7 separate regions of the Homo sapiens genome follow, and all the other regions are linked to region 2. A link is a loop called in an ENCODE intact Hi-C map of the cell type or tissue named here. Cell type or tissue: endothelial cell of umbilical vein. All regions are shown on one strand. Region 1 has its middle 100 kb from the start of LINC02188. Region 2 overlaps LINC02181 (long intergenic non-protein coding RNA 2181). Region 3 overlaps FOXC2-AS1 (FOXC2 antisense RNA 1). Region 4 overlaps LOC105371392 (a long non-coding RNA gene). Region 5 has its middle 20 kb from the start of LINC02188. Region 6 overlaps LOC124903747 (a long non-coding RNA gene). Region 7 has its middle 57 kb from the start of LINC02189.

Region 1 (4,000 bases), 240 kb before region 2:
AGGTAGCGGGAGTTGATGGGAAGGGGTGGATCCAAGATAGATTCTCATGGTGGAACCGGCAGTGTTTTCTGATGGATGGGGAAGGGAAGTGACCAAAACAGGAGACTTGGGGCAACTTCGAGCGTTTGGTTCCGTGGAGATGCCATTTTCTGAGGTGGGAAAGGTCAGGGGTGGACCAGGTTACCAGGTACAATCGGAATCTGCAGAGACTGGGGCCCCAGGGGTGCTGATGCGGTCGCCACAGGGCAGTGCACATTCTTCACCTTCCATAGCCAAGATCTTTACTTTTGACCCAGTTCTTGGCATCAAACATCCACCCACGTGCACAGGCCCCATGAAGGCAATCACCACATTTTACCGTATGGTTTGTCTTTTCAGAAAATTTCTGAACATTTCCCTGAATGAGACTGAAATCCATTTTTCCAGATCTTTAGGGGCAGTCAATTAATGCATAAGGTCAAAGTACTAATCATCTATTCATAGACAATTATATCACCAGGCCTCCAAAGGCATGAAGTGAACAGACGAGCCAGTGATACAGAATTCAAATTCTCCCATTCCCATTGGAACCCTGTCAGGGAGGAGTGGTGGTCACAGGCAGCACCCGGGGCTTGTGGGACATTGCTGTGTAAACCTCCACCCAACAACAGCCACCCAGCTGCCCACACGGTCCCCAGCATGGAGCGGACACCTCCTTTGTTTACAAGTTGACACATCTGGAATATACCCAAAGCATGCACCAGAGATAGCCATTCATTTATCTGCACTGCCTGTTTTCAATAGTCAGATTCTCACGAACAAACCTCGTTCACCCACACCAAAAATAACATGAACGGTTTAGAGGAATGCAGGCCCTATTAGGTGCTGCACAGCGTTTCATGCAAGCCATCACAGAGGGCCAAACCAGGACCCTTCTTAGGTGATTTTATGAACAAGGCCGAATATTGACCCTGAGAGCTTCCCACGGGCTTTACGATGAAGATCAGCAGAGTCCAGCCAAGAGCATTTTCACAGACAGATTCGTTTGTGATCAGAGACGCCCTCGTCATGGCTTTCTGCTCTTGGTGATTAAACCAAAGAGAACAGAGACATTTAACTAGACATGAACTGGAAATAGATTCTGGCTCAAAACCCACAGAGAGAAGAGAAAAACACAGCAGATTGGTGGACAGAGGTTGAAGTGCCTCACTCCACTTGATTTGACAGTTGCCTTTAGGTTATTCTACCAGCCAGGTTGGACTAGGTTTGCCACAAACACACAACCCTCTTTTGTGTGACCTTGATCTTGTTTTTCTACTATGCTTCTGCAGAGAGCTGTAACCCCACCAGCATTCAAACATTGCCAGGCGCCATGGCAGAGACAAAAGAAGTCGTGGTAAATTGCACCCCGGACATAAAGCCTCCAGCCTGAGAGATATCACTTCTCCACACATTTATTGTCTTAACCTCAAAGCCACAGAGAAATTCTACCTGGGCCCGGACATTGGCAATAACCCTGATGGTTACGGCGGTGACTCATATTTTCTTTGGCTGCCCAGATGCACACAGGCTGGTGGCTATTTTCAAGGCTGCATTATAATTATTTTATAATCGTCGTGATCAGTCCTAATAACACATATTTAGTGAGTAGTTCCCAGGTGCAGGACACCTTGCCCCATGCCTTCTTTCCATGAATTCATTCTTTAATTCATTCATTCAACAATTGTATACGGGGTGCCTACTGCGTGTGGAGCGTTATGCTGAGCAACTCACAACCACGCTTCTTCTTTGGAACCACCCTGTGAGACGGTGTGTGAGTCAGGATTTGCAGTTGCAATAACAGAATCCACTTGAGGAAGCTGACGCAGAAAAGAGAATTTATTCAGGAGTTCCTCTCACATAGTCTGTGGGACGTGTGGAAACCAGGAGCAATGCCTAGATCCCACTGGAGTGCGCTCCAGCAAAGACGTCACGGCTGAGGCCTCTGGCAGGTGGCATCACAGCGCTATGATCAGCCGTGGCAGTCTTGACAGAACCCACAGAACCAGATCCCTCCAGCACCACCCTCGCCTGAGCCTGCACCCACGCTGCCTCCTCCTGAACTAGGGCATGACATGCTCCTGCCTTCCTGCAAGGGGCATTGGGAAACTTACCTTGGAAGCAGGAGGCAAAGGGACACGCTGTTTACCTGCTGCTGGGAAGCCTAAACAAGGCAGGTGCTCAAGACAGGAAGTCTGCTCTGTGGACAACACAACTGAGCCTCAGGGAGCTTTAAAACAAACCAACGAAACCACCAACCATCCCCACCCACCGGGTTCCCCAGCTAGAAGGGGTGCAGCAGGCGAAGTCCAGCCTGTCCCATTCCCAGCTGATGCCAAGCGGCACAAGGGTTCAGATGAACGTGACGTCAGGTCATCCTGCATGTGAGCGTCACGGAGGGCTCAGATGAATGTGGCCTCAGGTCATCCTGCCTGTGGCACACATCCCGGTGGGGATTTTCACAGCAGGTAATTAGATGTGTGTCTAGACGACCATTTCCTCCACTGTCGTTGCGACATCATGGGTTCTCCAATCAACAAGTACAAGGAGCAGAGAGCAGAGAGCCTGGCTGGAAGATGACACCTTCCTCCTCGGCTCTTCTCAGCCTTCGACCCTCAGGTCCCACGTTCCCCAGCTCCCTGGCCAGTCTCCCGGGCTCCACCCGCCCCTCCCTCACTCTCAGGAGAACTGAGCTGCTGCCGTGGACAGGAGGGAGGTGCTAGGGTGGGAGGGTCTTGCTCTCAGGTCTGTGCCTGGACTGCCTGGATTTCTGGCCTCACTCCCACCACACTAATAAGTGAGGATCTTGGGCAAATTCTTCACCTCTCTGAGTCTCAATGTCCCCTTCTGTGAAAGGGGATAAAGTAATCCATGTTTAGCAAAGTTCTGATTGTTATCATTAAACGGGATGGGAACATGACAGCTATTTCCAAGCTGGGAGGGGCTTTCTGCAAATGAGCTGTTTTAGGATATCCCCTCTGAATGAATCCGTTTCAATTTTGCTACAGGCATTTGCAAATGAGCCCCCTGATGGAATTGTTATGTTAATGAGTAATGCCATAACCTGGGGAATGGAGTGAATGACACCTTAGTTGGGGACATGTTGTTATTGCCAAACCCAGAAAATCTTTATGTAACTTTGCCCAAATGGTCAGGAACGTGGATGCTGGAGCCAGGCCTGAGTTTGAGTCCCAGCCTTGCCATTTTTGAGCTGTGTGACCTTGAGCAAGTGTCTCAACATCTCTGAACTTCCATGTCTTTGTTTGTAAAATGGAGATAAGCCTAGCCCTGTGCGTGGTGAGATTTGGAGGCGTACATGAGGCCATTTGTAGAGCCAGCCACACACACTGAGAGCTCAGGGGAGCCACTGTGCCTGGCTTTTTTTTTTTTAATCAGCAGATCATTGGTGCAGGAGGAGCGAGTGGACAGGCAGCTCCCAAGCAGATGGAGGAGAGAGGGGTGGCTGAGAACTTGGCTGTGAACACACAGTGGAGGGTGTGCTGATGTGGAGGTGAGAGGGTCCTCTCATCCCTCTGCAACCACAGAGAGCCACGGAGGGCCCACAAGCCCACAGCACCCAGATCGGGCTCTGGGAAGTTCCAGACAGAGCACCTGGTGTGGGACTCATTTCACCTGAGCAATGACTTCAGGTGGAACACTCGGCAGTACTGAAAATCGCAAGGGAAGTTCTGTAATTACGAGAGCCCCGAGCACCTCCCCACGCCTCTCTCAAGCATCCTGGCTGCCTCCATTAGCAAGCTAGAGCAGGCTTGGGCTGCAAGCCACGGTGTCTAGGAAGAGTTTAATAATGGCGGTGTGGTTTCTTGCCTTTATTTTTATAGCAGCTTCTGATGGCAATGAGAAATGACTATTTTCACGAAGGTCTGTGCTGTACAATTGTTCTTTTAAAATAAGGTAAAGTCAGAAAATGAGTTGATTTAAAGAAGAAATATTAGGGGGAGGATAATAGTATAAATGGAAC
Region 2 (4,000 bases):
TAAATATGCCTTTCCTTCCTTGCTAGTTTCTGAAGCCTGAAATATTTTCAACTAAATGAGAAAATCTTTGCTGTTGAATGGCCTATTAGAGCTGTCACAAATGTGATTTCTGGAAATAAACAAGATTATAAGAAGGCTGGCTGGCGCAGAAACGTAAGTCAACACTAATAGGTGGTGTAATTAAATTATCCCTTAAGCCAAGATGCCAAATGACACAATTTTTTGGTGTTAATTCTAGTATGATCACCTCCGTGCAACTGTACAAATCTGAATGACTCTCTCACCAGAGGCACTAATTCTATTTTCTTCAGTTCATACCTATCGAATAGCTCTCTCTGTTCTGCTAAGGAAGCAAAGTAAAGTACTTGGGACATAGAAGTTCATATTTTCTCCATATCATTTTACAAAGGTTCACTGATGCAAACGTGGTTCAATAAACAATGTTTATTTTTTATGGGTTAGTATCTTGCTCAAGAAAATTAGAACTAAGTTTCAGGAAGATTTATTTACATTTTGACTATTGTTCACTGGCCACTGCCACTCAATACTTAAATGACTTTCTCCCCAAAGGGCAAAATCTTTAAAGCAGAACAGAATTTATTTAAACAGCTGGTTTTTTGCACAATCATTTTATTAATACATAGGCTCGAGTTATGAATAGTGAGTGACTTGCACAATTTTTAAATTCATACAACTATAAAACTAACATGTCATTCAATTAAATTTTTAAAGAACTGTACAAGATTAATTACTACCAGGCTCGATGAAGTCATTGTCCTAAGCTACATTTACATATTTCTAAGTCTTTAAGTAGTATTTCAAACTGGAGGCAAATGAATACTGCTTCATTTTTTTTTTCCAGAATAAAGGATAACATCATTCTTAGGAAAAGGAATAAATCTTTTTGTTGCTGTTGTTGAATGCCAGTTTGTTTACAATACTTGTCAACATGCACACTACTTCTTTTTAAATTAAAAAAAGATATCGCAAATCATTACTTAAAACATAGTAAGAAATCACGTCATCCCATGAAGAGTCTAAACATTGAAATTATTCAAAATTGTTTTAAAATTATTTTAATTTTAATATCAAATATGTTGAAGAGTGATAAGCACCATCCTTAGTTGAGATTCTCTGTAGCAAGAGATGGGGATAGAAAAATGTTTGTTTTTAAAATAAACTAGAAACTTTTCTGAGTGGGGAAGAGGAGAAGATTACCCTGGAATCACTCAAGGGAGGTGGAGGTTTAACGCGTCTAAGAAGCTGGTTTACCATTTTAGCAGGTGCTGATGTAGTGAAATACAATGTCCAGGGTGCGTATTCACGCCACCACTGCATGAAAAGGAAAACGCTTTTTGAGAAGGCGAGACTACCATTATCTATACCTGCCTGGTTTCATTTGACCATTTTTACGCACATAACATTTCATATAACATAAAATGTACGTTCTTCATGATTACTCTAGGAGAAAGGTGAGGATCTTTTATTTTTTTAAATATGGGCAACTGATAAAATATTGAAATAGCTACTACGTTATTCCATTTTTATCTCAAACATTTCCAGGAAGTATTTCTTTAAACTCTAGCTGGGCACTATCTCAGACTGTTTGAGGAGGGTGAGCTATTTGTTAATTAACATTTGGCTTAAATACTATAAATGCTCTTTGATAGATTAGCACATTTCAGGAGAGGCCTCAAAAAGTTTTTCTTCTTGGGTTTAGAGCCCGATGGATACACCCTGGGAGAGGCGACGGGGTGGCCCCTGTGACTTCGGGCTGCGACGCGGTGTCGTCCCCACCCCCACCCCCCTCACTCTAGAAGTCACAGCGCCATCTACTGGACAGCGGACAAACCTCCCCACCCAGGGACGGGCTTCTCTGTTTAAGGCCATCCAAACTAGAAAGCTTAAAAATGCGTTTAAGAGGTAGAATACCATAGTTTACGGAACAGAAGAACAAGAACAAAACTCTCTAATCAAAATCACAGGGACCTGGAAATATTGGTCTATAGCAATTTGGTTTTTGGGGGTTTTGTTGTTGTTGTTGTTGTTTCGGGGGCGGGGAGGGAGTTGGTTTTGGTTTTTTGGTTGGTTTTTGTTTTTGTTTTTGTTTTGAGACGGTCTCACTCTGTCATTCAGGCTGGAGTGCAGTAGTGCGATCTCCACTCAATGCAGTCTGGACCTTCTGGGCTCAAGCGACCCTCCTGCCTCAGCCTCCCGAGCAGCTGGGAACACAGGCGCACACCACCACGCCCGGCTAATTTTTAAATTTTTTGTAGAGACAGGGCATTGCTATGTTTCCCAGGCTGGTCTCAAACTCCTGAGCTCAAGCGATCCTCCCGCCTCGGCCTCTCAAAGTGCTGGGATTACAGGCAGGAGCCACCACGCCTGGCCTATAGCAATTTTGAAAACTGGCTCAAGCCCATTCCTCTATCCCCTGACATAACCCCCCAAAGAGAAGACTTTTTAAAAAGGTAAGAAAACTGTTTTTTTTTCATTTTTAAGAGTTTTATATTAGCTATAAATTTCTGGAGTAAAGATTTGGTTCCACCTAGTCAGCTCCCACATTTTTCTCCCCATCATCCTTGGGGCTAAGGTGTAGGAGAGCTGGGTAGAGACACACACACTCACACACACGCGCACACACACGCACACACAGACACACACGTGCGCACACACACGCACCCAGACACACGCGCGCGCACATACACGCACACACATGCACCCAGACACGCACACACGCGCACACAGACACGCACACGCATGCACACACACAAAAACACTCCTTGTGATGGAGCTCTTTAATCCTCCTGGACCCTGAACGCTTTGGTGAACACAAGCGTACAAAACTAGGATAACCCAAATATTATTCTGAATTCTTTTTTTCAGTCGTTTAAGCAAAACAACTTTCATTTTTAAAGTTTATGTGATTTTTCCTTATAAATATCATCACATTCCACGATACATCTGTCCGATGTCGATTTCTGGACTTTCTTACGCAAATAACCATCCTGCCTTCCTCCTCCTTTTCCCTCCTAACTGATCATTAGATTTGCCTTGAAATTCCAGTATTAATTGCTTTATCTTGGAAATGAAAGGCAGGGTATTCTTTTCACAGAGAACTCTATAGTTTCATAATTTCCTACACTACTTGGACTAGTTTCGTGGAAAGGAAAGGAGTCAACTGTGGCCTAGCACATTAACATATGTTTTCTTTGCAGTCCTCTCAATAATTTGACAAGACGTGCAGAAGATTTTAAAAAGGCAACTTATATTAACAAATAAAAATTACAATTAAATTTACTGAGTATTACAATTCACCCATTTTAAGAGAGAAATTTTTTTAACTGAATCTGATTTTTCTTTATTACACATCATTAAAAAAAATGTGTCCTAGGACCCTAAAATCAGGCTTGCTATTGTGTTACAGGCACACTTTACTTCATTTCGGGTGTGTGTGCATGTGTGTACCAAAGTATTTAAATTTTGTAAGTTAATTTCTCACTCAATAGAGTTGGAAAGATCTGGACATTATAAAGGCAAACTCATTTTCTGCTGGAATGAAATGAGAAAACGAAAATTTTAAAAATTCATTTTATTAGGTAAATTTAGTAGGGACTCACTGGGAGCCTCTGAAATACACCAGCCCGCTTCTGCTTACTTTCTCCGTCTTTCAGAGTCTTAAAATGAAAATCAAAGTCACTCCCCCTCCCCTTCTTATCCGATGTTTGCATAGAAATTGTAGAGTTTCTTTTCCTAAAAGTGGAGAATGGTGCTGAGAGCCGAGGGGGTGAGTTCAGACAAGAAGCCCTGGAGAAAGGGAACTCCGCGCTGAAGGCAGGGAAGGCGGCGAGATGGAGGAAGGGGTCAGAGGCGCCGGGGAAGACCGGGGGGCACTCACAGTTCCCGAGTCCGCTTCTGTCTCCTGGTCCTGATTCCAAAAGGAAATGTGACTCTTTTGTGCAGAACCAGAAATGAACATCCAGGAAGTCGGCAAAATCAC
Region 3 (4,000 bases), 500 kb before region 2:
ATTGCAAGAACAATACAATCAATACCCAGGCACCACGGGTTCAACAACTGTTCTCATCTTACTACCTTTGCACGACCTTCTGCCCTCCTTCTCCCCTCTGACCCCACCTTGGTTGAATCTTTTGAATCTTCTCCTTCTTCTTCTTCTTTTTGAGACAGGGTCTTGCTCTGTCACCCAGGCAGGAATGTAGTGGTGCAATCATGGCTTACTGCAGCCTCAACCTCCCAGGCCCAAGTAATTCTCTGCCTCTGCCTCCCACATAGCTGGCACTACAGGTGCTCAGCACCACACCCGGCTTTTTTTTTTTTTTTTTTTTTTTTGTATTTTTTATAGAGATAGGGTCTCACTGTGTTGCCCAGGCTGGTCTTGAAACCCTGAGCTCAAGCGATCCTCCCACCTCAGCCTCCCAAACTGCTGGGATTACAGGCATGAGCCACCATGCCCGGCAGGGTGAATTTTTTAAAGGTTGCAGAGATGATGAATATCAGCCCCAAACATTTTGACACGTACCTTCTAAAAGCAAGGACATGCTCTTACTTGACCATGTATAATTATCGCACGCAAGAATCTTACCCTTGATTCAAGGTTATTATCTCATACACATCCCAGATGCAAATCTTCCCAAGTCTCCTCAAACCTGTCCTTGGTTGCTGTTTAAAATATCCCAGCACTTTGGGAGGCCGAGGCGGGCGAATCACGAGGTCAGGAGATCCAGACCATCCTGGCTAACACGGTGAAACCCCGTCTCTACTAAAAATACAAAAAATTAGCCGGGTGTGGTGGCGCACGCCTGTAGTCCCAGCTACTCGGGAGGCTGAGGCAGGAGAATGGCGTGAACCCGGGAGGCGGAGCCTGCAGTGAGCGGAGATCGTGCCACTGCACTCCAGCGTGGGCGACAGAGCAAGACTCCGTCTCAACAACAACAGGAAAAAAAGAAAAAAGAAAAAAAAATTTCTTCCGCCTAGGATTGAGGGTTGCGTTTACTTGTTGAGTTTCTTTAATCCTTGTGACCAACAGCAGTTCTCACTACCCACCCGCTTCTGTAGTCCTTTCTGGCCCTGCCCTTTGTCGATGGCGCAGCATGGCTTTCACTCACCGGAAAACTCACACACAGTAAAATGAGCTTGAACTGAGTTTTAGAAAAGACACTTTTTTTGTCCCACAAAAGTTTAGAAGCCGGATTACAATGGATTTTTAGGAGGTGGCGCCGACTTTGTGTAACCCAAGGGCTCCTCGGTTCTCAGGCAGCTTCTGGAAGCCTGGGACTCCTCTGCCACCCGATCCCTTTCCTCAAAACCAAGGCACCTCGTGACCCCAGAAAAGAAATGTTTGAAGGATATTGAAATGAATGAATGGGAAATAGTGAGACAAGAAACAAAACTCCTTTCACTTGTCCCCTCTTTGAGTTCTCTGTTGTACCTCAAAAGTAGAAGTGGCTGCTGCCCAGTTTCAAAGTCTGCCTCTTGTTCAAGCCAACCCTCTAAACACACGACCAGCACAAACAGCTTTCTGATGAATTCCCTGAAGCTCACGCCACACCTCGGGCAGAAAGACAGCTGCAGCGGGAAAACATGGACGAGGCAATTTGTTCAACAACTCCGGGGGAAGAAAATGCAGACTTCTAGCCACCTAAGAGGCATAGATTTTATTTGGGGAAAACCCCAGCAAGTTTCCCTAGAGAAAATTTCTTGCTCCCCGAGCAGTTTCAAAGACATTTTTGTTTCCCAACAGATCATGTTCTTGACACGTTGCGAAGTTACGGGAAATGTTTTTTAATCGACGCGATGCAGTTTATCTCCTTTCTCTGCTTTTACAGATTTCTGAAGGCTCCATTCCAGCCGTGCAATGCCCAGGAGTATCCACAAGGTGTCAGCACCTTCATGATAAGCAGGGCGGGCCGGGCGGTCTTTTTCTTTTTCCTTTTCTCGTAGTAGTTCCCTGGTTGGCCTCAAGATGACGCCAACACCCACGGAGTCCGCCCAGCCGCTCCAGGTGCAGCGGCCACGGGCCGGGAGGAGCGCAGCGCGGTGGGGGCGGAAGGCGAATTAAATACCTTTAGGCTTTATCGCCGCTTATTATTCCAGGAACACGCGAGGCCCTCTGGGACCCGATTCCGCGTTCGGCTCACTGACTTACAAGGTCAAGAAGGGGGAAAATCAGCCAGAAAGTAGCAGCCCCCCATCCGAAATACCCTGGCAGGTTAAAGAAAAGCTGGGAAATACGGTTTTTGCAAAGTCCAGGTGTATGGAAGGCGTTGTTTTAATAACCTGAACAAACATCTTTCCCGGAGTCCCACTGAGCAAACAAGAAACCTAATTCCAGGGGTAAAGGGAAGTGTCTCTCTCACCTTTTCTGTCTTGATGAGACGAATTTCTTTCCCCTCCCCTTTTCCTTTCTTTGGGGCGGGGGAGGGTGGATAATATATTGGGCGACTCGATTTAGGTGTTTGTTTGTTTGTTTGTTTGTTTCCCCAGATGACATTGGTTTAAACCGGGACACCCTTGTGAATACAAACGTAGGCAGCAACTGCCATTTTGGAATTTATTTTTTCATAGTCCTTAGCTATTTTAGGTTTTGCTGTGATAAAGCTGTTTCTCTCTCTCTCTCTCTCTCACACACACACACACACCCCTCGTAAAAGCAGAGTAAATAATATTCCTCCAGGAAGCCTACAGGCTGAGGAGTGTTTCTTGATCAATAGTTTGCATTTCCAGTAAAATCGTGACACGAACTCAGTGTGCCTGTCATGCGCTGCAGGAGAAGGGCACTTTTTGCTAGTCCTTTTTTTTTTTTAAGCTAGATGCGGAAATACTAGCTTATTAAAAATAATAAAGTCATGGTGGGAGTTTAGGGTTGGGGCAGAAAGCTCAAATCATTTGCCTGTGAGCTGAGAACTGGGCAGCTTTATTTTACTTTGTTTCAAAGAAAGAAGAAAAAGGATCAGGTTAGAAAAAGAGCCCAGAATACTCATAAAAACAATGTTTCAGAAGTGGAATATTCAAGGTAAAGGAACCTGATTTGTAGCTTCCCTTTGGCTTTGAATTGATCAGGAGACAAAGATAATGCATCTACATTTTCGTCTTCTGTTCTTTTATTGGAAATAAGTGGCACGCCCCATTGCCTTCTAGTCGCCTCCCCGAAGCGAAGAGGCCGAAGCGAAGAGGCCTGGTGGGTTGTCTCAACATCCTTTTGCTGAGAATCGAATACGCAGCCGATGAACAGCCAGGAAGGGTGCAAGGAAACCTGAAATACAAATGTTCTCCCTGAAGCCCTCTTCCCTGCCCAACCAGACCAGCAACTTCCAAAATTCTGCCCGTGTTTAGCCTTGTTAAAGGGGTGTCTCACTCCTTCAGGGAAAGTGGGAAAAGGGGATCTGATTATTGAGGTGTGGAAGGAATAAATAATCAGTCCACAAATAAACAAACTGTCCGGGATTCCTAGAGGGAAGGAGAAATCCTTGAAGGAGATCCAAGTCGCTCCAGGTCTGCCTGCCGAATAATATCATCCCGAAGGGATCTTGAACCGTTTGCAATCAACCGCTCACCCAGTCTTCCCACGGAGCGCGCTCCCTAACTCACCCTACCCACCCAACAAAACAAAAAAAAGGCTGAAATATAGAAAAGCAACTTGGAGGCTCCCAGGGGGACGTTGCCAGGAGCAGGAGGCAGGGACAGCGCCCTAGGGTCGGTGTTAGCGGCCGGCGCCGGCCTGGGCCACGGGAAACGTCCACGCTTGGTGCCCGCGGTGCGCGGCGCTCATTGCGCGCGCCTTCGAGCCAAGCCCCCGCGGAAAACAGGCTCGGGTTTCTCCTCGCAGGGCCCAGGAACTCGGCTCTGCCTGGCCCGGGTGGGTCGCTGCATTGTCCCGGTCTTCTGGGAGTGCGGGGTCAGCTTGTTAGAGGGAATTTCTACCTGGGAAAAGGGAGACGAGTTTCGAAGCTGAAGTTGGTAGGCTGCGAGTGTCCACGCGGGAGACGAAAGGGGGAAATAGCAGAGTCACT
Region 4 (4,000 bases), 300 kb before region 2:
TGATTATTGCAACTAAGCTGGGTCACTTTATCCTGGTAAATCTCAGGATAATGCAATTATAGAAGATAATCTGGAATCGGGCACTGTAAAAAAAAAATTCATTCATTTAAAAGAGAAGCTTAAAAATAACCTGAAAGGCACAAGATCTTATTTTCACATCAGCTAAGGTTTCATTTTCCAGCATATGGCCCTCCCCACCCCCAACTCTCTTTTCCCAGACAAATTAAGTGCTTCATGTAGGTGCAAAATGCAAAGTGTGCTAAATCGTGCCTCCGTTTAAGTCTTGCACATGGGCCCACTTTAGTCTTCAATTAATTTTTTATTTTTCATGAATCGTTGTTTTCGAGTGTTCCAGAAATTTTGTGTTTCTGGAATTTTCTTTTACCCTTCCATTTTAGAGCTTTCCAATAAGATAAGAAAGTTAGAGTCTGTTTGGGGAATATCAAGGGATGATGTCAATTAAAAAGAAAAAACAGAAAAGCAGAGAATAAAAACCCTGTGTTACCACATCCCCAGGGTCCTAATCCATGTAAATGGCCTCCTCATTCCTTTCTTGTTTTGGACACTGTTTGAGAAAATCCCTTAACAGTGCATTCTGCTGCTTGCAGTACTTTTTTGTGGCTCAGGATTAACTGTTTTAGTGCAAAAGGACGGGAGATGGGCCACCTCCTTGGGGCTCTGCTACACACCCAGCTATCGCAGTGGCTGAAACCCAGCCCCACGGGTCAGAAGAGCTACGGAAAAACAGCATAGAACTCAAAGACTTAGGCTGATGGGCTCATTACAACAAATGGAGATTCTTGTTCACCAGGTTAAGTGCCGTGTAGCCAAAGGGAAACTGAGTCAAGGAATGTTAATTACTTCTGGTACTGTCGCGTTTAGCCATGGATTAACCCTTATCAGCAAGTGGCTTCTTAAGTCTAATTCTCCCCCGAGAGGAGGCTCAGCATGTGCCCCTTCGCTGAAGTCACCCCTCTCTTCTCAGGATTGCCCGAGTAGGAAAAATCCCCTCGTAATCCTCCCATCTCATTTTAGTTAATTTCCACCTCCTGCACAAACCCGTTTCGTCAAAGCTACCAATACGAGACTTAAAAAGCCGGGCTTCGCTTCATCCTCCTGCCCTTGCCCAGATTTTTGCAGAGATAAGAAAGACCACCAAAGGGCCACCCTGCAGTCTACACAGTTGTGGGGAAGGGGACAGAGCTTTCCTAGTAAAATGGATATTTTCTCACTTTTTCTTCCAGGCTACATAGAAATACCATTCTATCCCCATCACGGTGCCTTTGACACATGCATTGTGTATTGGCAATAAATGCCAACGGCATTTTGTTTTTGTTTTTGTTTTTTTTTTTTTGAGACGGAGTCTCGCTCTGTCACCCCGGCTGGAGTGCAGTGGCGTGCTCTCGGCTCCCTGCAAGCTCCGCCTCCCGGATTCACGCCATTCTCCTGCCTCAGCCTCCCGAGAAGCTGGGACTACTGGCACCTGCCACCACGCCCGGCCAATTTTTTTTTTTTTTTTTTTTTTTTCAGTAGAGACGGGGTTTCACCGTGTTAGCCAGGGTGGTCTTGATCTCCTGACCTCGTGATCTGCCCGCCTAGGCCTCCCAAAGCGCTGGGATTACAGGCGTGAGCCACCGCGCCCGGCCAATGGCTTCCTGTTGTAATAGCTGAGGTGGCCAAACGACAGAGGGAAAGGGGGTCACCACATTGCGTGCGGGCCCTTATGGTCGCCCTGGGGAAGCTGCCTATGCTCCCTGGACCTCAGCGTATGAGCGGGGGAGCAAGACCCCTTTCACGGGGCTAATTCAGGCTCGAGGCCTCCCTTGGCATCCTCCACTGAACAATACTCTAGGTGTTCAGTAGCTGGCGCTGAGATTGCAAGGCGCCCGAAGGAGACCCTGGAGCACGGAGGATTGCTGCGGGATCTGGCAGTCCCCTTGACGCTACAGCTCTTTTTCTCTCTCTGCTTTCTTTCCCAGACTGACAGGGAGAGTGGATTCTGCAGAAATAACCAGGAAGGGCCTGTGAGTCTGGGGAGCGGCCACACCAAGCCTGCTTTCGGTGGGGATTAACAGGGAGGGAGAAGGAGGCGTGTGGCTGCTTGAAGTCACGGAGGACTCAGAGGAGGACTGGGAAGGAGCTGCGCAGATAACGCTCCCGAGATCAACTCCTGGTGGTCGGGGCTGGAACTGCAGCCAGAACCCAGAACTAGGGGGAGCCTGTCAGGGAGGGCAGGGAGCCCCCCACCCGGGAGAGAAGGGGCACTCTCCTTCCACTGGGCTTTTACTAATGCATTGGTCTCCATTTGAATTTCCTCATGTAAGCAAGTGAACAAGATAAAAATTCAAAACACCTGGTGGTTTCAAACTTACTCATTTTTTTAAAACAATGCTACTAATAAAGATGATGGCAGGAACGATGGAGTCCAGATGAACCGCAGCAGCCAGTTCAAGTGACACATTCGCATCCCTTTCTTCTCTTTGGGGAAAAGGAAAGGCATCAGCAGTTTCAAGTCATTTAATACAGATTTCCATCATTGTTATCCTAAGCAGAATCACTGTTATCGCTGTAATAACATTTGCCCGGCATCCCCGCAAGCTGGGTGCCGTGCATCTGGTGGCCACATTGTCTGCACCAGAAGCCTGCAGAGTCGCCGGCTTTGACAAGGAGGGGGTGCTCTGTGGGGCGAGTGGGTGCGGTCAGGGAAGACCGGCGGCTTCTGTCCCGAGGGATGGATTCCATTAGGCGGCGTTTCTCAGGGTGTCTCCGAGGCTGGTTGCATCACAATCGTGAATACCTGCTAATTACATCAGAACGAAAAGAGACTTGCATTTTTTAAGGCAAATTTTGCAGATTCTTCTTATCCACGTGGAAGCCTGAGTGTCCTTGCTTTGAGCCAACACAGTATCTGCTGCACTAACATGGAAAATCAGAATGAGGAAGGCAACCAGGACAAGGTGCTCACGGGGCTGCCCGGAGGCTTTTTTTGTTTTGTTTTGTTTTTTTCCTTTTTCTGCTCTTCTATGGGGAACAGAACAAAAAGTAGGTCATGAAGAAGCAGGAGAACAGGGAGAAGCACAAGATGAGAGGTGTGAGGGAGGAGGGGAGACGCCTGCACAAGGCTCATCTAGATAGAACCAGAGGAGGGTGTTGCTGGCCGTGCTCATGACCCGGAGGGGGCCCTGCGGTGTGTGTGGGGAGGGGGTGCTGAGAGTGGACGCCCAGAGGATATGGCGGGAATGGGACAGCTGCTTGTATTCACCATGTGCCCATGGATCACAGCGTTTCTGTCTTGGAGATGAAAGTTTTCTATGCTGGGAGGTGAGGGGGCTCTCAGGTCCTCAATGTGGTGGTTCCGGATTCATGGTCTTTTTGGAGGGGTTAGGAACCCCTCTGAGAATCTAGCACAATCTACGAGCATGCAGAAATGCCTGTGTATATTCACATTCCAGTCCATTTCAGAGGCTCACTGGATCCCTGAAACCCACTGCCTAGTTACTCCAGGTTGAGAACCCCAGCTCCAGCTCAAACCCCTATTTCACAAGGGAGGCAGGATAGCTTTGTGGTGAATAACACGGGTCTGGAGTTGAATTACCTGGTTCCGATCCCAGCTTTGTCACCCACTTGGGCCAGTTACTTCACATCCCTGTGCCTCAGTTTCTTCATCTGTAAAAATGGATTAATGCTCATGTCTACTTCACGAAGTTATGATGGGCACAGTTCTGTATGACATAGCCAAAGGAGGGGTTTTGTGCAGACAGGGAGGAAGGACTATTCATATTCAGCAATTATGATTGCTGCTGTCATTGTTATTACTATTGACAAGCAAACCTAAGCCAGGGAGGAAAGATAATTGGTCCAGGTCACAGAGTGTCCAGAGTGTCCCATGGTGGCCCCCACTTTGGGGCTTTTCTCAGGCTCCCCCCACCTTGTTCTCTGCCATCTCTTTTTTTTTTTTTTTTGAGATGGAGTCTCACTCTTGTCCCCCAGGCTGGAGTGC
Region 5 (4,000 bases), 320 kb before region 2:
GGTATTTATTGAACATAAAGTGCCACAGACCGGGTGGCTTAAATGACAGAGATTTATTTTCTAACAGTTCTGGAAGCCGGAAGTCTGAGATCAAGGTGCCGGCAGGACTGCTTCCTCCAAGCCCTCTCTTTTTGGCTTGTAAGAGCTGTCTTCTCTCTGTGTCCTCACAAGGTCGCCCTCCGTGCGTGTCTGTGTCCTCATCTCCTCTTATTACGGAGACACCAGTCCTACTGGATTAGCTCCCATGCTGGTGACCTCATTCTACCTTAATTACCTCCATAAATGCCCTATCTCCAAACACAGTCACATTATGACATCCTGGGGGTTGGACTTCGACGTGTGAGTTTGGGGGGATGCAACCCAGCCCACAATAAACAGCAAATACGATTAGAGCTTCTCACAGATACAAAGCCATTGTCGTGCAGCTCATGCCCTCCTCGGGGGAAGAAGCCAGTAAGTCACAGAGATCAGTAACGCAGGTGGGGACGAAGGTGTAGAGGAGAGCCAGGCACGGAGGCCTGTTGGAGTGCGGGTGCTTTGCAATTTTAGAAGCCGAGGTCTAGGGGAGGCCGGACTTGAAAGACGACGTCTGGGCCAAGTGCAGAGAAAGGTGGCGGATGAGCTGGAAGGAAGCCTGGGAGAAGGCACTTTGGGCGTAGGGTTTTGAGACACAGCTGTGTTTTGCCCGTGGCACGGGAGCTCTGGGGCCGGCATGGCCCGTGTGGCCTAGGTGGAGGTGGGAGGGGAGGCGGGAGAAGGGGTGCCCTCGAGATCTCGGGAGGCACTGGCCACGGAGAGCCCTCGGGCTGTTACTTCTACTATTGCCTTTTACCAGTTAAAAGCATCCTCCCATGCAAAGGCTTGAGAAGGATACAGTGGACTCTGGGGACTCGGTGGGGAAGGGTGGGAAGAGGGTGAGGGATAAATGACTACGAATTAGGTGCAGTGGATACTGCTCGGGTGATGGGTGCGCCAAAATCTCACAAATCACCACCAAAGAACTTACGTAATCAAACCCCACCTGTTCCCCAAAAACCAATGGAAATGAATTTTAAAAACAAAAACAAAAAGCATCTCCTCAACATTGTGTTCGAAGAGAGGCAGCTGCCAGGACCTCGCTGTTCCTCACCCTCGGAAGCCGTGCCTCTTCTCTGGGCCCTTGGTCTGGCATCCCCGGCCAGTGCAGCCCCTTCAACCGTGGGGTAGGTGGCGGGCGGAGGGGCCAGCCTGGCTGCCTGGCATCCCCATGGTTCCTGTAATAAATAACAAGCCTAACTGACAAATTTGCTGTTTTCTTATACGACTGCCACGCACACTACAAAGTGTGAGGCAAACCGCAAGTCATCGGCATCACAGCAAAACAAAAACACACACACAACAGAAGAAACCACGCTGGTGAGGTCAGCAGGGTAAGTTCTGCCTTGTAGGGTTTGCTGGGAAAAAAAAAAAAAAAAAACGTGGAGAAGGAGACGTGGGGGCGGGGAGGGCTGAGGTCAGAGCCAATATTGAAAGAAATCTATTTGTGGCTGTGGGAGGGATGGGGACGGCGGCAGGAATTTAAAGAGGCAGAAGTTCATTTCCTGTGATTTATGGGACTTTGCTGACTTTCACGCTCCGGTTCTAGGGACAGGGAGACCCTCCCTGCGGGAGCCGCTGCTAGAGGGAAAGGCAGCGTTGGATCGGATGCCGGCCCCAGCCTGGGAGACGTGCTTCCTCTGCAGCCTGTGATCAGGAGCGAAGTGTAGAGACCAGAATCGTTCAGAGGCAGGGCTGGTCCCTGTTGATTTATGACTCAGGCAAACAGTCCATTCATCCGTCAGCGGCTCCACTTCTATCCTCAGCTTACTGGAGGCAGAAGAATGTCCCCTGGAAGTGGTCTGAGCTGCTTCCTGTGGTGGCCCCATTCCTCCGGGTGGGGGATCCTATTTTTAGAGGGCCACCATTGCCATGAAGGTCCAGCCGGCTCATCGGCACCGTGCGGCATGGTGGGACGCAGTACTGAAATTCGAGGGGGAGCTAGGCATTCATAGCTGTTTCTTACAAACAAGAAAGGCACTGATTCTGAGGCTCCATTTCCTCCTCTGTAGGTGGAAGATAGAGGAGGCTATACAGGGAGGCTCAGCTGTGCCTGACACACAACAGAGATTCTCCAGGAACAGGACATGAATGAATACAAAATCAAATAGGTGATTTCCCTCTTCCTCCAGCAGACAAACCCAGAATAGCAAAGATCACTTCCATGCGCGTCCGTGTGAGGAGACCACACAACAGGCTTTGTGTGAGCAATAAAGCTGTTTATTTCACCTGGGTGCAGGTGGGCTGAGTCCGAAAAGAGTCAGCGAAGGGAGATAAGGGTGGGGCCGTTTTATAGGATTTGGGTAGGTAAAGGAAAATTACAAAGGGGGTTTGTTCTCTGGCGGGCAGGAGTCGGGGTCGCAAGATGCTCAGTGGGGGTGCTTTTGGAGCAAGGATGAGCCAGGAAAAGGACTTTCCCAAGGTAATGTCATCAGTTAAGGCAAGGACCGGCCATTTACACTTCTTTTGTGGTGGAATGTCATCAGTTAAGGTGGGGCAGGGCATATTCACTTCTTTTGTGATTCTTTAGTTACTTCAGGCCATCTGGGCGTATATATACGTGCAGGTCACAGGGGATGCGATGGCTTGGCTTGGGCTCAGAGGCCTGACATTCCTGCCTTCTTAATAAGACAAATAAAACAAAATAGTGTTGAAGTGTTGGGGCGGTGAAAATTTTTGGGGGGTGGTATGGAGAGAGAACGGGCGATGTTTCTCAGGGCTGCTTCAAGCAGGATTAGGGGCGGCGTGGGAACCTAGAGTGGGAGAGATTAAGCTGAAGGGAGGTCTTGTGGTAAGGGGTGATACTGTGGGGATGTTAGAAGAAACATTTGTCGTATAGAATGATTGGTGATGGCCTGGATACGGTTTTGGATGAATTGAGAAACTAAATGGAATAAGAGAAGGAGAAAAACAGGTATAAAAGGTCTAAGAATTGGGATGTCTCAGGACATCTGATTAGAGAGCGCCTAAGGAGATTCAGCATAGTCCTGCCAGCAAAGATTATTTATTTACTTCAAGAGTTAAGAGTGGCAGTTTGGGGATAGCACCAGGAGATATCAGCTGTGATGGCTTGAAGAAACAGTGTAAACCGGCAGTGTAAACAAGAGCAGGGCATGTATGAGTAGTTGAGAACGGTGAATAGGAGTATGGCTAGACAGAAGATAGTAGGGATGACAAGTTTTTTTGGGGCACAGTCTAAGTTGGTCTGGTGTCTGGAATGAGACTGGGGCCTAATAAAAAGGAGCGTCTATACAGGAGCTTAAATGGGCGGTACCCTGTAGCATTCCGAGGACAGGCCTGAATTCTGAGAAGGGAAAGTGGTAAAAGTATTGTCCAGTCCTTTTTAAGTTGGTGGCTGAGCTTGGTGAGGTGTGTTTTTAAAAGACCTTTAGTCCATTCTACTTTTCTTGAAGACGGAGGACCGTAAGGGATATAAAGGTTTCACTGAATACTAAGAGCCTGAAAAACTGCTTGGCTGATTTGACTAATAAAGGCTCATCTGTTGTCAGACTGTATTGAGGTGGGAAGGCTAAACTGAGGAATTATGTCTGACAGAATGGAAGAAATGACTGCGATGGCCTTCTCAGACCCTGTAGGAAAGGCCTCTACCTATCCAGTGAAAGCATCTCCCTAGACTAAGAGGTATTTTAGTTATCTGACTCAGGGCATGTTGAGTAAAGCTAATTTGCCAGTCCTGGGTGGGGCAAATCCTCGAGCTTGATGTGTAGGGAAGGGAGGGGGCCTGAATAATCCCTGAGGAGTAATAGAATAGCAGATGGAACACTGAGAAGTTATTTTCTTGAGGATAGATTTCCACGATGGAAAAGAAATGAGAGGTTCTAAGAGGCTGGCTAGTGGCTTGTACTATAGCATAACCTGCCTTTGCTGGTGTGTGGCGATTAGGCCTGGTGGAACCGCCATCAGT
Region 6 (4,000 bases), 330 kb after region 2:
GGCAAATCTATTTTAATATACCTTAAATAAAAAATGAGCTGTTTGAAAGAAAATAGTAACCATAGAAGATGGTTGGTGATATATGAATAACCAAGGATGAAAAGCACAGGATTAGAGGGACAAAAGACAGACAGCAAGAATAATGGAAGGCTGTGTACCCAAAGTTGTGGAAGGATGGAATTAGCACTGACCATTTAGAATAGAAAGAAAAGGCTGGGAGTGGTGGCTCACACCCAGAATCCCAACACTTTGGGAGGCTGAGCAGGGAAGATTGCTTGAGCCCAGGAGACTAGCTTGGGCAACGAAGTGAAACCCCATCTCTACAAAAATAATAATAATAGAAAGAAAAGAATGACCGTGAGCGCTTCAGCAATACCTGTTGGTGGGAAGGAACCCAAGGGGAAAGACAGTGCCAGCAGAAAACTACTACACATTGAATCCTGACAGCTGAATACGTCCTTGGAACACGTTTACAATCCTTTATGTAGAAATGTATCCTTTAAAGAATAAGGAAGGTGCGTGCATTCTAAAACGAGGAAGAACTAGATAGAAGAGATCATTTGTTTTAACACTATGATGAGGCTTTACAATAATGACCTCTTTGTTAGTGAGAACTGATAACATCTAAGGAAGTAAGTCGAATATAGGGCTGGGCATTTTCCAATTGGTTGCCTCAAAGGTCACAAGTAGTATTTCTTGGACTGAGGAAAACCATGTTAACTGGGCAGGGCGCGGTGGCTTACACCTGTAATCCCAGCACTTTGGGAGGCCGAGGCGGGTGGATCATGAGGTCAGATCGAGACCATCCTGGCTAACACAGTGAAACCCCGTCTCTACTAAAAGTACAAAAAATTAGCTGGGCGTGTTGGCGGGCGCCTATAGTCCCAGCTACTCAGGAGGCTGAAGCAGGAGAATGGTGTGAACCCGGGAGGCGGAGCTTGCAGTGAGCCGAGATGGCGCCACATGCACTGGGCAATGGTGCATTCCAGCCTGGGCGACAGAGAGAAAAAAAAGAAAGAAAGAAAGCCACGTTAACTGTATCCCAATGAGTTCTCAACATCCGGATGTGAAAAAATGGGATCTTACCCACTGCTCAAAAGAACTAGTCACACTAACTGGAAAGAAGGGAAAATATTCAAACTTTGAACAAGAGGATTGCAGTTTAAAATAAGCGGGCTGATGGAGCCTCCACAGTTGCACACGTTAACAGTCCCAGAATGGAGCAAAAGCTATAAACACAGCAGTCCTACAGAATTTGTTTAGAATTAAACAAACAGGCAAACAAAAACATGGTGGAACCTCAGCCCGTTCCACCTGGTGTTACACACTCATTTAGGAAACAGCTGCGGGTCGCGTGACTGATTTGTCAGTGCTTTACCACGCGTTCTACTTTGCAGATTCTTGAAGCTGAACAGGCCAGACTTCCCTGGGGAGGAAGACACTGAACATACAGCCTGCTCTAGCTACTTATTCCCTGGATTCTCCAGGGAAGACATTCTGAAGACTGCAGTCTATTCAGTGTCAACCCCTAAATCCTCCTGACCAAATCCTTTCTGAGAATAGCTCCCTGCACTCCTCTTGAGCAATACTTGTTTGTTTACTTGCTCTCAAGAGCAAAGCGATGACACCACGATGGATAGGACACTGGGCCTATAGTGGTGCAGACGACAAAGCCGGTGGCCTCTCTCTTCCAATCAGAAAGAGGAGAGGAGGGAGAGGCCGAGGAGGCCTGAGGCCTGGAGCAAATTCTCCGCGTGACTTGCCGTCCATATTGAGTGTGGCAAAAAATAACCCCGATGCTTTCTGTAGGTCAGGTTAATGTTTTGTGATTCATTTGACAGGTTCTTACACACAGCTAGACAGCATGATTTACAGCCACTTACATCACTCAAGCTGGGCCATCACATTCAATTCTTAGCAGTTACATCATTTCCCCACGGTTATGGTCATTTCCTGGTTTGAAAAAAGGAATAGGGTGCCACTGCTGGACTTTGAAGAATGAATGATTATTTGGTAGTTTAAAGGCACCATGAAATTCCTAGAGAAAACACTGAGTAAATTAAAATGAAAGATGTGTTCTTGCTTTTCTACTTTACATGGATTATTACAGGGAACATTAACGTTTATATTACACTATGCTTATATTAACTAGCTTAAAATAATTCATGAGTAATATTAATTTACCACTCTGAATATTGTTCACTACTATATTAAATTTCTACTAAACTGCAGTCTTTTGGGTCACATGAAATGTTTCATAAATACTCAAGCACACTTATGCTTCCAAAAGTTACATGAAGTTGTTTCTTATATTTATTTGTATATGAATGTACATTATTATAATATATATACAATAGATATATATTATTTAACTAAATGTGTTATTCTTACATGGGAATGAAACCTATGAGCCATCTTTAAACCCCAATCATTTTGGATTCTTTTCTGAGAGCCATGGAAGGATATGTGGCTTTAGATTCAAGTTGGAATTAGAAGTTAGGCGTAGAAGTGTCAGCTTTGCAAATGTGGACTTCAGTCCTATATTTCAAAAACACGCAGAGTAACCCTGGCCCATTACTACACAACTGTCGATGCTACTTCCTCTGGCAATGAACCCAAGGCCTGGAGTAATTTGGTAAAGCTTTATGGATGCCCAAGGGTGGGAAAATATGAGACTCTGCTTCCCCTCCCCCATCTCCATATGCCAGATATCGATTTTTTCCCTTCTTCTTGCATTTGGAACAGTTGTCCAGCAAGAGAAAGAAAAAGCCCATTTCTTACAAAGCAGCAACTCAGCCAAGAACGCACTCACCAGTCAATACTTAATATCATAAAAATCCAGAAAAGAAAGCAACACAGACTCCACTCTTTAAGACTTCAAAACTGATACTTTGTTGTTTGGCAGAAGGTAGGTACATAATATGCGCTTACCGGATTTTTTTTTCTATTTTCACAGAATACAAACCAACAGACTGTAGCCATCTTCTGAACGCTGTCCTAGATCATGTGAAGGCACAGCTTCAGAGGTTAAAAATTTCGGAATCTGGAAACCAGAGAGAATGTTTAAGTACTCTTCTTTATTAATTGTATGACTATCAGAGATGTCTGAGGTAAAGAACTATGACAAAAAAATCAGGGACAGAAAGTGCCACCTGCACAAATGCACCGTTATTTCACAAAAAGTGGTACAATTGGCTGGGCGCGGTGGCTCGTGCCTGTAATCCCAGCACTTTGGGAGGCCAAGGCGTGTGGATCACCTGAGGTCGGGAGTTCAAGACCAGCCTGGCCAACATGGTGACACCCTCTCTCTACTACAAATACAAAAATTAGCTGGGCGTGGTGGCAGGCACCTGTATTCCCAGCTACTGGGGAGGCTGAGGCAGGAGAATCACCTGAACCCGGGAGGTGGAGGTTGCAGTGAGCTGAGATCACGCCACTGCACTCCAGCCTGGGCAACAGTGCAAGGCTCTGTCTCAAAAAACAAATAAATAAAATAAACAGTGGTGTAATAAAGAACTACAACTAACGTCATTCTTCTGATGGTGGGAGTAAATTAATTATACAAGGATCTATGACAGTAGTTGGCTTCTCTAGAAGAAATCCCAACTGTATAAAAGCACTTTGAGAAATATATTTTCTTTCTTTTTTTTTTTGAGATGGAGTTTCGCTCTTTCCCCCAGGCTGGAGTGCAGTGGCAGGATCTTGGCTCGCTGCAACCTCTGCCTTCCGGTTTCAAGCGATTCTCCTGCCTCAGCCTCCCGAGTAGCTGGGATTACAGGCGCCTGCCACCACACCCGGCTAATTTTTGTATTTTTAGTAGAGATGGGGGTTTCGCCATGTTGACCAGGCTGGTCTCGAACTCTTGACCTCGTGATCCTCCTGCCTTGACCTCCCAAAGTGCTGGAATTACAGGCATGAGTCGCCGCACCTGGCGCGAGAAATATATTTTCATACTTTTTTTCTTCTTTTTTGTGGAGGACGGGGTCTTGCTATGTTGCCC
Region 7 (4,000 bases), 400 kb before region 2:
GAGAATGGCTTGAACCCAGGAGGTGGAGGTTGCAGTGAGCCGAGATGGCACCATTCCACTGCAGCCTGGGTGACAGAGTGAGGCCCTATCTCAATGAAAAAAAAAAAAAAGAAAGAAGGAAGAAAAGAAAGAAAGAAAAGAAAGAAAGAAAGACGTGCTTGCTCTATGGGCAGACTATAACACAGGAAGCCCTTTTCTATGCCTTGTGTCTCGTAACCTCTCCAGCAACCTTATAAGATACTCACCTGAGGCTTACAGAGGTGAAGGGGTTTTTCACCTTACTCATCTTGTAAGTGGCAGACTGAGAATTTAAACTCATTTTTGAGTCCAAAGTCTGTGCTCTTAAAAATTGCATATGGATTCAGAAATCTGCGAAATTATTTTAAAGAAAATTAAACTGGAAAGCATCCTTTTCCTACCAATTTGAATGTAAAAACATCAGATGATTGAAGAAAGAGAAAACTGGACCCACATCATCTAGATTAGATGTGGACAATGCCCATATTCAGGAAAGGTTGCCAATCTTTCATTTTGGCTTTCATAAGATAGATACGACATTTTAAAATTTCTTGTTGTTTCTTTTTTTCTTTTTGTGTGTTTGCTTGTTTTGTATTTAAAAATCATTGTGCTAGGAGACGACCAATTTCAGTTCAGAATTCTGCCTCAAATACCCTGGCTAACATAGTTCTAGATTGTTAATGTGCAGGATTGTTAATGTTAATTCTGCAGGAAGAAGAAGCACAGTCGCTTTATCTGCACCAAGATCCTCATCTGGCATTGGGTCAAGATCACTGGGATGATTTCAAGACTGGTGTGAAAGTGTCATCTAGCCTTAGTCATTTACAATATGTTATTGCAAGCCCAGTGAAAACAACAACAACTAAATTTCACCCTAAAGCATGTTCCTGTGCCTGCAGATTAACCATATGGAATTCAAGAAGTAATTTAGAGCTGCCTCGTTTCAGAGGTGATGAGGATGATTTGTGTACGTCAGCGCCCATGCAAGAGTTCAGTACAGCTCTTGGACAAGTTTTCCCAACTTGTTTTGTTTTGCAACCTGGGACCTTGTTATTCCTTTGTTGGCTTAGTTCTGTTTTCACTGGATTTTGAAAGTGGCTGTTGTTTGGCAGCTTTTCACCTTCTGCTCATTGTGAAAGCCAACTTCAGACGCTGAGGTGCCCTCTAAGAAGACTTCCCTGTCAGGTTCACGGAGAAATTGATCACAGGGTGAGCCCCATCAACTCGTCATTTTCTCCCTGTGGTCTGGATTTTGACAGAAACCTTTGACTTTCTCCTGATGCATTTCTACCTTATTGACTCAGGGGAAAAGTACAGAACATATGAGTATTCCGAATGTTTCCAGAGCGATTATGCTCGCTGGCGAGTGATCCCTTCATGTTGCCACCACATGGAACGCCACCTGTTCCCCCGCCACGGCCTCTTTGGGGAAAACCAGGAAGGGGATGCAGACACGATGGACATTTCAACACAGCGAACTCAATTTCAAGAGAAAAGGGCCAAGGACCTTCCGCCCCTCCACGTTTGCCTCTTTATGTTTTTGATCCGTATTGGAGACCATCTGGCCACGTTTCTGTTCTCTGCTGCTTGTGGGTTGGTTGGCGTTGACTCTGGTCAGAAGGAGAACAGAAAAATCCTCAGGGAAAGTACAGGATGTGACAGAAAACTGAGCTGGTGAATCAGGGGTGGGCTGGTCCCCATTGTGTCAAAGTGCAAGAGTTCTAGAAGGTTGTGGGCAGGAAATGGCATTGCTGAGTCAGTGGGGAGGACTTTGCTCCATGACTCATCCCCCCACGACAGACACACCTTGGGGCACAGACACAGAGGAAACCAAGAAAAGCTTATAGCGGGGTTAATGGGAAAGCTTACTGAGTATTATTGAGTGGGAAACTCTCCCAAACCCCAGGGCATTTAAGGGAAAAAGATATCTAGAGATGCAGCCTTACGTGGGTTCCCTAGAAGTAGACCCTGAGACAAGGTTGCGTGTGAAAGGAAGTTACCAGGAAAGTTATCTGCAAAGACAGGTGGAAGAGGAACTGAGAGGAAAAAAGGCAGGAAGCCAAGCCAAGGTGAGGCTTCAAGCAAAGTCAGCTGAAGATGCCTTTGGCTCAGCCTCTAGGGAGGAAGTCACATCCCAGAGCCAGCCAATCAGAGCCAACAGTTGCAGTATTTGTACCCACAAGATCCCCCTGGGGGCTGTAAACTCCCAGGCACTGCTGGCTTTGCGTACTCTCAGGCAGAGTGCCTTCTGAGGGCAGCACCGGACAAAACGCCCCAGCACTGGCCGCCAGGCAGCTGGTGTCCAAACCGGGTCAGGCAAGAGGGCACAGGGGGGTGTTCGGGGCCAGCTCCCTCTGGGGTGTGAGCATTGCTTCCCAGCTACATGTGTGGAGACAACCATTAATTTAGTTTGATGTCAGCCATGTGGGAGTATTTACACCATGGAAATTGGCAAGTGCCATAATTCGGGGTTTTCTTTTTGAGAGCTCATTGTTAAACATTTACCAGCATGGCTGGAACACTGACAATGTTTGGTACAGACTCATGCAACTGACATTTCCTGAGCATTTCCTAGGTGCCAGGCACTGTTCTAAGCATTTTTATACATGTTAGCTCATTCGATCCTCACCATGACCCAAAAGAAAGAGTACTGTTTATCATCTCCATTTACAGATGAGGAGACCAAGGCACAGAGAGGCTAATGATTTAAAGAGACAGAACTGCCGCCAAGGCTGTCTAGCCCCAGAGTCTGTGCATGCTTTTTTTTTTTTTTGAGACAGAGTCTCGCTCTGTCACCAGGCTGGAGTGCCATGGCGCGACCTCGGCTCACTGCAACCTCTGCCTCCTGGGTTCAAGTGATTCTTCTGCCTCAGCCTCCCGAGTAGCTGGGACTGCAGGCACGTGCCACCAGGCCTGGCTAATTTTTGTATTTTTAGTAGAGACAGGGTTTCACCATATTGGCCAGGCTGGTCTCAAACTCCTGACCTTGTGATCCGCCCACCTTGGCCTCCCAAATTGCTGGGATTACAGGATGCATGCTTTAACAAGAGGAAAGTAAATGTGTACAGGTCATTCATTGCAGCACAACTTATAATTACCAAGTATTGGAAAGCACCAAAATGCCCACAACTAGGATATCCAATGGGATATCCTATGGTACCTCCATACAGTGGAGTACTATGCAGCTGTCAAAAACAGTGAGGCAGTGTGTTATGAACTGCAGTGGAGTGATAGCCAAGGTAAAATGAGTAAAATGACAAGGAAAAAAAGACATAAGCACAAAACGGAAAGCATGTCATACCATGTTTTGGCAAAATGCAGATAATATGCCTCTGGCAAAGAAATGAAGGAACGATAAACAAGGAATAATTCAGGGGCCTCATTACCTACAGGGAGTGGGAAAGCGTGGAAGGGATAGAGGAGGGGGTAAAGCCTCTGAGTATGCTTTTTTCATAGAGTTTTGATTATTGCAACTCTATTAATGCTAATATTTCACCTATTAAAAAATTTAAGTTCATAAGAATTTAAATGTTTTCAGGGGGTGTATGTACATTTGCTGGTGTGAACACTTCTTGGCAATGGTGGTCTTTAGCATGGGGAATTTTCACGTTTTACCTACACGTGTGTGTGGTTTGAAGCGTTCATACCTGTGTGCACTGCTTTGAAGGAAAGCCCTATGACAAAGAAAATGGCATGATGTGTAATTGCTGAGGATGTGAGTGTTGTGGTGGAGGTAAGCAATGAACTCCTGGGGTTGCTACGTGTCAAGAAAATGTTCCTAACACTCAGATTTTGGGAGTGCTTGAAAACAACAGGAAATCACCCAGGAACTGCTGATTCCTGGATCATGATGGAGAGATGATTCCCTCTAGTTGCAGAAGAGAGCGCTCAGGAGATGCCCATGGCTGTATTCCTCCAGCAAGGGGTCTGATAGTGACCCCCAACAGTGGTCTTTAGGCCATGGTGGTGAGCTGTAGGTAAA

The links. Hi-C counts contacts between places; a loop is a spot of excess contacts. Peaks named below come from ENCODE experiments on the same cell type or tissue, not always from the same donor. Only the 100,000 strongest peaks of a DNase experiment are listed, where the experiment ranks them.
Region 1: it touches region 2 in a loop (4-fold over the local background); 6 of 110 quality-filtered maps call a loop at or near these places.
Region 3: a loop joins it to region 2, with 14 times the contacts of the local background. A loop is called at or near these places in 100 of 110 quality-filtered maps.
Region 4: it touches region 2 in a loop (5-fold over the local background); 10 of 110 quality-filtered maps call a loop at or near these places.
Region 5: a loop joins it to region 2, with 7 times the contacts of the local background. A loop is called at or near these places in 2 of 110 quality-filtered maps.
Region 6: it touches region 2 in a loop (3-fold over the local background); 2 of 110 quality-filtered maps call a loop at or near these places.
Region 7: it touches region 2 in a loop (6-fold over the local background); 2 of 110 quality-filtered maps call a loop at or near these places.

The regions. Positions count from the first base shown.
Region 1 is chr16:86,822,576-86,826,575 of GRCh38, forward strand. No RefSeq gene overlaps it. Among named protein-coding and RNA genes, the nearest start is that of LINC02188, 100 kb to the left of the region's middle. RefSeq lists an enhancer at 1,573-2,221. In endothelial cell of umbilical vein, no CTCF peak of the experiment used is centred here; DNase peaks (open chromatin) are centred at 1,536, 1,826 and 2,506; H3K27ac peaks cover 2,896 bases.
Region 2 is chr16:87,061,032-87,065,031 of GRCh38, forward strand. It overlaps LINC02181 (long intergenic non-protein coding RNA 2181), which reads left to right. Exons shown (of 3, transcript NR_126008.1): 2 at 27-153; 3 at 1,721-2,960. Among named protein-coding and RNA genes, the nearest start is that of LINC02181, 5.2 kb to the left of the region's middle. In endothelial cell of umbilical vein, a CTCF peak has its summit at 1,843 (motif pointing left); DNase peaks (open chromatin) are centred at 1,820, 2,910, 3,430, 3,900 and 5 weaker places; H3K4me3 peaks cover 2,715 bases; H3K27ac peaks cover 3,292 bases.
Region 3 is chr16:86,562,076-86,566,075 of GRCh38, forward strand. It overlaps FOXC2-AS1 (FOXC2 antisense RNA 1), which reads right to left. Exons shown (of 2, transcript NR_125795.1): 2 at 3,070-3,243. Among named protein-coding and RNA genes, the nearest start is that of FOXC2, 2.8 kb to the right of the region's middle. In endothelial cell of umbilical vein, a CTCF peak has its summit at 1,895 (motif pointing right); DNase peaks (open chromatin) are centred at 1,886, 2,666 and 3,056; H3K4me3 peaks cover 1,846 bases; H3K27ac peaks cover 2,418 bases.
Region 4 is chr16:86,759,138-86,763,137 of GRCh38, forward strand. It overlaps LOC105371392 (a long non-coding RNA gene), which reads right to left. Exons shown (of 3, transcript XR_933864.4): 2 at 3,596-3,666; 3 at 2,361-2,800. Among named protein-coding and RNA genes, the nearest start is that of LINC02188, 39 kb to the left of the region's middle. In endothelial cell of umbilical vein, CTCF peaks have their summits at 2,177 and 2,380; a DNase peak (open chromatin) is centred at 2,144.
Region 5 is chr16:86,739,781-86,743,780 of GRCh38, forward strand. No RefSeq gene overlaps it. Among named protein-coding and RNA genes, the nearest start is that of LINC02188, 20 kb to the left of the region's middle. RefSeq lists an enhancer at 2,507-3,253. In endothelial cell of umbilical vein, no CTCF peak of the experiment used is centred here; a DNase peak (open chromatin) is centred at 1,551; H3K4me3 peaks cover 681 bases; H3K27ac peaks cover 2,187 bases.
Region 6 is chr16:87,386,806-87,390,805 of GRCh38, forward strand. It overlaps LOC124903747 (a long non-coding RNA gene), which reads left to right. Exons shown (of 2, transcript XR_007065168.1): 2 at 2,957-3,516. It also overlaps a transcript of FBXO31 not described here. Among named protein-coding and RNA genes, the nearest start is that of MAP1LC3B, 3.5 kb to the right of the region's middle. RefSeq lists an enhancer at 1,367-1,966. In endothelial cell of umbilical vein, no CTCF peak of the experiment used is centred here; a DNase peak (open chromatin) is centred at 1,736; H3K27ac peaks cover 2,552 bases.
Region 7 is chr16:86,662,933-86,666,932 of GRCh38, forward strand. No RefSeq gene overlaps it. Among named protein-coding and RNA genes, the nearest start is that of LINC02189, 57 kb to the right of the region's middle. RefSeq lists enhancers at 971-2,170, 1,947-2,076 and a silencer at 2,177-2,226. In endothelial cell of umbilical vein, no CTCF peak of the experiment used is centred here; a DNase peak (open chromatin) is centred at 1,739; H3K27ac peaks cover 2,949 bases.